Linked DNA regions of Homo sapiens: all the other regions are linked to region 3. A link is a contact called in ENCODE Hi-C or POLR2A ChIA-PET data. All regions are on one chromosome and are shown on one strand. The core of a region is the stretch at or near the end of the contact, and the rest is flanking DNA. Distances in the headings are between cores, read along the strand shown. Region 1 has its middle 41 kb from the start of MIR492. Region 2 has its middle 16 kb from the start of MIR492. Region 3 overlaps PLXNC1 (plexin C1).

What was found. Hi-C counts contacts between places; a loop is a spot of excess contacts on that map. ChIA-PET counts read pairs that join two places held with the same protein, here RNA polymerase II (POLR2A). Pooled maps may share reads with other maps.
Region 1: a loop to region 3 is called in a map with no recorded cell type, with 3 times the contacts of the local background. The contact joins two enhancer-like sites. A Hi-C loop is called at or near these places in 3 of 37 single-sample maps with no recorded cell type and 4 of 50 pooled maps. POLR2A ChIA-PET finds 5 or more read pairs at or near these places in 1 of 52 experiments (BJ).
Region 2: a map with no recorded cell type shows a loop between it and region 3 (6-fold over the local background). The contact joins two enhancer-like sites. A Hi-C loop is called at or near these places in 6 of 37 single-sample maps with no recorded cell type and 4 of 50 pooled maps.

The regions. Positions count from the first base shown.
Region 1 is chr12:94,873,814-94,876,513 of GRCh38, reverse strand. No RefSeq gene overlaps it. Among named protein-coding and RNA genes, the nearest start is that of MIR492, 41 kb to the right of the region's middle. RefSeq lists silencers at 2,480-2,579, 2,590-2,700. Within about 2 kb of position 1,418, at least 3 of the 41 ENCODE cell types and tissues checked have a DNase peak (open chromatin) inside an H3K27ac peak, as active enhancers do.
Region 2 is chr12:94,816,865-94,819,564 of GRCh38, reverse strand. No RefSeq gene overlaps it. Among named protein-coding and RNA genes, the nearest start is that of MIR492, 16 kb to the left of the region's middle. RefSeq lists an enhancer at 1,005-1,524. Within about 2 kb of position 1,369, at least 3 of the 41 ENCODE cell types and tissues checked have a DNase peak (open chromatin) inside an H3K27ac peak, as active enhancers do.
Region 3 is chr12:94,303,581-94,306,280 of GRCh38, reverse strand. PLXNC1 (plexin C1) reads right to left here. Exons shown (of 31, transcript NM_005761.3): 29 at 2,385-2,525; 30 at 2,230-2,304; 31 at 1-1,100. The coding sequence ends at 996. It also overlaps a transcript of CEP83 not described here. Among named protein-coding and RNA genes, the nearest start is that of PLXNC1-AS1, 130 kb to the right of the region's middle. RefSeq lists a silencer at 354-453 and an enhancer at 1,068-1,947. Within about 2 kb of position 1,407, at least 3 of the 41 ENCODE cell types and tissues checked have a DNase peak (open chromatin) inside an H3K27ac peak, as active enhancers do.

The sequences.
Region 1 (2,700 bases), core at 169-2,668, 570 kb before region 3:
TTTAGTAAGAAATGAACATTAGGACGGGCTCGGTGGCTCACGTCTGTAATTCCAACACTTTGGGAGGCCGAGGTAGGTGGATCACCTGACGTTGGAAGTTCAAGACCAGCCTGGCCAATATGGTAAAATCCTGCCTCTACTAAAAATATAAAAAATTAGCTGGGTGTGGTGGTGGGTGCCTGTAGTCCCAGCTACTTGGGAGACTGAAGTGGGAGAATTGCTCAAACCCAGGAGGCAGAAGTAGCAGTGAGCCGAGATCGCGCCACTGCACTCCAGACTGGGCACGACAGAGCAAGACTCCGTCTCAAAGAAAAGAAAAAAAAAAAAAGAACATTAAATTGATTAGATATCACATTTGCAAAGCAAAGAGTATTAATTAGAAGGAGCAGGAAGAGGTAATGTTGTAGAAAGCAGCACAAGTAGTGTTAAAACAAGGCGCTGTGGTGAGATCACACAAACCAATGAAGTGGCTAACACTGTATCTCCAGGTTAAGATTTCTTACAATGCTGAGCAAGAATACTGATACTCTAATACTCACATAGTAATACTCTAAATCTTGAACTTTACTTCTGGCTAGGCCTTTAATGCATCTATTTAGTCCAAGTTGTCATTTTACTGATGAGGAAGCTAAGGCTCTGAGATGTCAAGTGACTAATCTATGACAAAAGCTCACGTTTTTACTTCCAGGAACACCTTTACACAGTTGCACCTTTTCTATGAAGCAGAGGAGGGCAGTATTGCATGGGCATTAAGTGAGAGGGTCCTCGTGTCAGACTGCCTGAGTTGAAATCCAGGCTGTGCCACTAACAAGCTGTATGATCTCGGGCAAATGACCTGCCCTCTCTGAGCTCGAGTATCTCCCTCTAAAAAAACCATAATATCCCAGTACGTACTTCATAGAGTTGTGTGGATTGAAATGATAAGACAGGTATGGCTCAGAAGTACACTTACTAACATTGTTATTTTCCCAAAGAAAGGCAAAAACATAAAAGCTCAATCAGAAGAGATTATATATCCAGGGAGGAAAAAACCCACTGCATACAGATCATAAGATAAAGTAAAAAAGGGACATAGCAAGTGTCATTAATTGTCGTTTCTTACATTTCCCCCTCACACATCAGTCACTCCTCCCCCTATCTGTGCTGATAGGCACCAAAGAGAAATCCAGACAAAATGTTTTTATTCATTAGATCATTAAGGTACTTCGTGTAATATTACGGTCTCTATAGTGCTGCTGACAATCAATGTTAGAAAATTATAAAGGTATTTCTTTGGCAGTGGTGATCTGCCAGAATAACTGGCATAAAGGCAATGCCAAAGCTGAAACACTCATGAGAAGTGTTTACCCGGCACAAGCCTTTGCATTCCCACTGCTGTCTGCCTGCATACCTGTCACAGCCGCTTTGGAAACACAAGCGTCCTTGGATGCTTTTCAAAGGATCCTCTGACAAACAAGAGATATTTTTTTCTACACAAAATTCAGGCTGCCTTGAGTTCCGTGCTATTTGATTTACTTTGTTCAGCAGTCGAAGCAGAATAAAATCAGATTTCTTCCTGGAAGACCTTCCCACATCATTCCATCCTGTTCTTGCGGATTTAGATCCTGCATTCTGAGCTCAAGGGTGTGCAGCGTTTTCATGATCTGGGGAATACATTTTTCCCCCTTCTCATTTTTTTCCCGCAGAAGCATTAGCATTTGGGGATGGGCTCCCGTGTTGTTTGGAAAAGTTGGGGTGGAGGTCGATTGTGAAGAGAAAGCTGTGCACACAGGGGACTGCTAGGAAAACCCGTGGGTTTCGCTGGAATGGGGATGCTGACCTCTTCCCCTGCCGAGCTCCTTCACCTGAATGAGACCAGACGGTCTCTGTTCCACGGTGTTTCCTCCAGCCCCGGGTGGATCTGCTGTTTACCGCTCTTAACTCTCTTCCCACCCCTCCTCGGAAAGCTTTATGAATGCTCAGGACTTTCAAAAAACAATCGCAGAATCTAAAGAATGGTAAAGGGCCGACGCACTGGCTCACACCTCTCATCCCAGCACTTTGGGAGGCCGAGGCTGGAGGGTCGCTTGAGGCCAGGAGTTCGAGACCAGCCTGGGCAAAATGGCGAGACACCAGTCTCTACAAAAGAATAAAAATACAAAAATTAGCCGGGCGTAGTGGAGCACTCGCCTGTGGTCCCAGCTACTGGGAAGGCTGAGGCGGGAGGATCGCTTGAGCCTGGGAGAATCGCAAGGCTGCAGTGAGCCGAAATCGCGCCCCTGCGCTCAGCCTGGGGGACAGAGCGAGACCCTGTCTGAAAAATTAAAAAGAAAACGAAGAGTAGGAACGGACATTAGCGGGCCACCTTCCCATCCCATGGGGAGAATTTTAAGGTGGTACTTTTAAGGCGGGTGAGAATTGCCATCTGCGCTCTCCGCCAATCCACTCTTGCTCCGCAAACTTGGGGTCCCTGTAGGGTGGGCCCAGCTTTCACCCCAAAGCTTCTCCAGCTCAGTTCTGGGGGCCGCGGGGCAGGCATCGGAGACTCGCTCCGCTCCTGGTGGGGCCAGAACTCGAGGAAGAGGAGAGGGGCGAAGCGGCCCGAGGAGGCGGGGACGCTGCGACGGCGGCAGAAAGGCCCCGGGGCCCCGGAGCTCCGCGAGCTCAGTGCGCCCTTGGCCGGCTCCGCGCCTCCGCCGCAGCCCGGGAGAGCCCCGGGGA
Region 2 (2,700 bases), core at 120-2,619, 510 kb before region 3:
TTTTAAGTAAGTGCTGACTTTGCCAGGCCAGGTGAATGAGCCTACAGTCATTTTAAGGTGGAAATAATTGGTTAGTTTAGACTATTTCAGCATTTCCAACACCTAGATTCTAGTAGATATTCCTTGAAAAAGGTGTTAGCAGTGGTGAGTCCATACAGGTCTGCAGCAACCTCAATTCTTCCCTCTTCAGAAGAAAATATTTGACACAGAGACCAAGGCAAGTTTTAGAGGAATGAAAGTTTATTCAAAAGCTTTACAGCAGGAATGAAAGGAAGTGAACTTGGAAGAGGGCCAAGGGGGTGACTGGAGAGATCAAGTGCATGGATTCCCCATTGACTTGGGATTTTATATGTTGTCATATTTCCAGGAGCTTGTGTCCCTTGTCTCCTGATTCTTCCCTTGGGTGGGCTCTCCGCATCCGCAGTGGCTGCCAGCACTTAGGAGTGATGCATGCACGGTATGTTTACTGGAGTTGTACGCATGCTCACTCGAGGCATTCTTCTCTTACCAGTTGAATGTTCCTAGAAGGTCATATACCAGTTAAACTTTGCCATTTTGCCTCTTTTTTGCTTGAGCCCACTGGCCCAACTCCTGAGATCTTATCAGGAAACTGCTGATTCCCAGCTTCAGGTGTTTCTATCTATTGGGAGACTGCCTTTCTCTGGTGCTGGCTGTGACCAATTATTATTTTATTTTATTTTATTCTTTTATTTAGATTCTCGCTCTGTAGCCTAGGCTGGAGTGCAGTGGTGCGATCTCGGCTCACTGCAACCTCCGCCTCCCAGGTTCAAGCGATTCTCCTGCCTCAGGCTCCCGGGGAAGCTGGGATTACAGGTGCCCGCAACCATGCCCTGCCAATTTTTGTATTTTTATTAGAGATGGGGTTTCACTGTGTTGGCCAAGCTGGTCTCAAACTCCAGACCTCAAGAGATCCGCCTGCCTCAGCCTCCCAAAGTGCTGGGATTACAGGTGTGAGCCACCGTGCCCGGCCCAATTATTATTTTAGAGAGACAGTTAACAACTGCCTGACCTCAGTGGTTGCCTGACACTCCTGGAGTGGGGCAGGGGAGCCCTCTTCTGCCCTGCTCAGGTCTAACTAGCTACCTACTATCACAAAAGGAGTCTGGTTAAAAAGGTATTGTGGCAAAAGGGAGTATAGTATGGGTTCCCCAACCTTACTTGGCCGCAACACCTTTGTGTGGCTGAGCATCTTGGGATCAGCAGCCTGCAGGACACTGGAAATTGCTGGACTGAAGGTCAGTGATCTGAGAGACAGGAAAGTACCCGCAGCGAGACAGTGCGAAGAGAGCAATTTTAGAAATACTTCTGCTTTTGTTTCTCAGTTTTTGTTTCTCGGTGCTTATTTTTAACCTAAGTAGTAGTCATTTGAAGCTCTCAGAAGCTCATGGGCTCTTATCAGATGAAAGTACCCCAGACCTTGCAGGATTAGGAACATCATCTGGCCTGAACAGAAGGTAAAATTGCTGTCTGATTTTCTTTTTAGAGAAACCTGTTAGTGAAGCTGGCGATTCAGTTCTTTCTGGTATACATTTAGGACCTGTTAAATATATATTCTGCCTCAAGGGGAAATCATATTCTAAAAAGTAAACAATTCATAGGCAATTCTTGTACCTTGAGAATCCATTAATGGCTTTCAGAAGGCAAATTTTGTTGTCAAGGGGACAGGTTATATGGGCAACTTGCTTCTATTAATACTTTTCTGGGCAGATTAACTAAATGAACTAATATTTAACTTGGTCTAATAGAATGTTAGCCAGAACAGTGCCTGGTAACAACAACAATAATACTAGCTAACATTTCTTAAGTGGTCACTATGTCCCATAACTATTATACATGTGTTAACTAATTTAATCCTCACAAAAATGCAATGAGGTAGCTGTTATTTTTACTCCCACTTTATAAATGAGAAAATATAGTAATATAGCATATTTTACATATATACAGTAATATTGTAGCAGGACGAGCTGCAGACAAAACCCCTCAGACACCGAGTTAAGGAAGGGCTTTATTCGGCTGGGAGCGTCGGCAAGACTCACGTCTCCAACAACTGAGCTCCCCAAGTGAGCAATTCCTGTCCCTTTTAAGGGCTTACAACTCTAAGGGGGTCCGCGTGAGAGGATCGTGATCGATTGAGCAAGCTGGGAGTACGTGACTGGGGGCTGCATGCACTGGTAATCAGAACGGAACAGGACAGGGATTTTCACAATGCTTTTCCATATAATGTCTGGAATCTATAGATGACATAACCGCTTAGGTTAGGGGTCGATCTTTAACTACCAGGCCCAGGGCTCAGCGCTGGGCTGTCTGCCTGTGGATTTCATTTCTGCCTTTTAGTTTTTACTTCTTTATTTGGAGGCAGAAATTGGGTGTAAGACAATATGAGGGGTGGTCTCCTCCCTTAATATAGCATAATAGTGAGGCTAGAACCAGTGATTGGCTCTGTATTCATAAGAGTGAGTAACAAAGCAAAGCAGATTTTACAGTAAGTTCTTTCTTTTTTTTTTTTTTTTTTTTTTTTTTTTGAGACAGTCTCGCTCTGTGATCCAAGCTGGAGTGCAGTGGTGCGATCTAGGCTCATGGCCCGCCTCCCAGGTTCAAGCAATTCTTGTGCCTCAGCCTCCTAAGTAGGTGGGGTTCCAGGCCCCAGCCACCACACCCGGCTAATCTTTGTATTTTTAG
Region 3 (2,700 bases), core at 158-2,657:
TACTCCAGTGTGAACAGCAATTCGATAAAATGTAAAATGTATCTTTTTTTTTTTAAATCACACACAAGTATTCATAACCACAGGGTTCACCAGAAATCTAAAGCAAGGAGACACTCACTCATATAGAAATGGAGTTACTCTTCCACAGATCGTTCTGATCAAAGGTTTTGGAACAGAAATGAATTAATGATTTTTTTGTATAATATCCAACATGTCCACTATCAAATACATTTAGTATGAAAAAACAGATGAAGAAAAGGAACATACATTAGGACAAAGTATCTGGTTAAAATGCTGTTCATTTAAATAAAGCCCACTCTCCTTACTTTAGAGCTCCTTGGTGAAATGGAGGTGAGTTTGATGGAGTGCAGTTGATGACCACTGAAAAACACGAGCCCTTTCAACAATGTTGCAACACTGTTAGTTTTTGGTTTAAACACACACACACACTCACAAATGCTAAGTGTACACTACCAAATTCTGCGGTCAGCTTTTCCAAGAACTACTGGGGAAAGTTTCAATGCTGCAAATCCTCGAGGTTGCCCTAACACCCCCACCTTGTTTCCAAATGACTCATTTCACATTTTGTTTTGAGCACTGGCAGTATCCCTTTACAATGCAGAGGTGCAGTGTAGCACAAGTGCTACATAGCTGTAGTTTTCAAACAAAACCACTTATATCATTGTGCTTAAGTGGAGACTGTAGTTACAATACTGACATTCGCTTACTGGCCTTGTATTCTCTGTAAACAAGGAGGCTGTTTGCAACAACCACTTCAACTCTATTTACAGAAGGGTTCCCACGGTATACACACAGGCACAAGGGTTGGTATGCTTTCTAAAAGCTGTGCATGTGCCTTGGTCTCTTAAAAAGACAGTGCCCAAAGTGGAACCTATGTGCAAACAACAAATTAACGACACAGAGTAGCTCAAGCAGCCATTTTGCTCCCAAGTCGTCTGAAGAACTTTGCCAGATTAAGCCAGGCCCCAGAGTGCTTACATCCACTTGCATTTCTTCTTTTCATCAAATAAGACTTTTACATGCAAGAGTTGTTTCTGAGCTTCTTCCAGCCCTCGTTCTCTTTCTAGTTTATTTAGAATCTGTTGACAATTAGAACAGTTATTTTAGATATTGTGGTTTTAGCGTTACAATTCTGTTTTTTGCATACCTGATGCTGTGAGTGGTAAAATCTGTATGAAACAGATGCCAACATTTTCTTCCATCATTTACATACTCACTTTGCAAGTTGTTTTGCTAAGTCCTTATCACAGGATCAACAATACCTTGGCTTAAAATAGAAGCTCGCAAGAAATACCAACTATTTGCTTACAAATATGGGGCCAGGCTTCCTAGGCCCTGCTTTATGCATTATGTCACAGCCATTCCAAGCACAGCAAGCATTCCTGGGCAGCCAACATGCAGGCAAGTATTTCTCCTTAAATGCAGCAGGCAGGGACATCCTGGTCAGAGACAGATCCTTCCCTTCCCTCCCATCTGGGCAGTGTAGTCCCTCCTCGTGCTTCCCTTCTCTCCCCTGACCCCTGGAACGAGGGATGCTTATCATGTTTAAGAACTCATTGCCTCTACCCTACCTTAGAGCTTCACTTCATCTTCAAGTAGCAAATGGAATTGGTGAGCTATTCTCACCATTGACATGGATAGCCTGTCCCAGCATGATTGGGGGGGAATCAGGGAAGGGGGAGTTAACATTTGTTTGGAAACAAAGCATCTGATGAATGTGTCTGTTTGAATTTCCAAAGAAAAAAACCCAGATTAAGGAGAATTAATCATAAAGGAGAATGGTTTATTGAAATAGTCGCTTAAGTTAGAAATATGTCATAATTTCATATAACGATTGAATACAGAATCTAGGCAATTTAACAAGCTTAGCTTTCATTTTTAGCAAATTACAATCAAGCATAAGCTGACCCCATTTAATAGGGCCACTACTTACTCATCAAAGTTAACTTGAGTCAGGGTGGCTGTAGGCCCCATGAACTCAAATGTAAATTCAGGCTGGTCCAAATGTGGGCAGCATGATAAAACTGTAAGGGGGGCAGCCATGTACAGGGTCTGGCTCAGTGCCAGGATCCCCCATCTCAGACAGGCTTCCTGGCTTCCCTTTCTGGCCTTTTGGGATGCCAGAGCTGTTCTGAAACTGACAGAATGCTATAACCACATCCTTGTGCCTGATTCAAAGGTTAAAAACAATGTTATTTAAAATCTTACCTCATCAAAATATTTTACGATGTATTTGTAAATTTCTGTCAAGGCCACTTCTTCATTAAATTCATTTTCATGTTTCTAAAAGAAAGACTTGTTGAGAGATTCTGAAATGACGTAAAGTAACCAAATATAAGCTTATTTCTGCTTTCTAATGATACCTTAGATTCCTGAGTTAAAAATTCTTCCATTTCTGAGGATGACAATGGAGGCAAATCCCTGATTGCTTTGTAATAAGATTTTACTTCTTCTTTGTAGGTTGGGATATCCTTGGCATAGAGAAGCTTATTAGTTGGTGCTTCCTGGGGAAAAAAAAAAAAAAAAAGCAACCATCACCAAAAGAGTAAAAAAAAAAAAAAAAAAAGATGGAGGAATTTATAATATTCCAATGTAGCTGAACCCCCACCACCAACCAGTTTTACCTCTTGCTAACAAGGCTTCATGCAGTAGGCCTTAAATGTTGTTGACTGAATGACT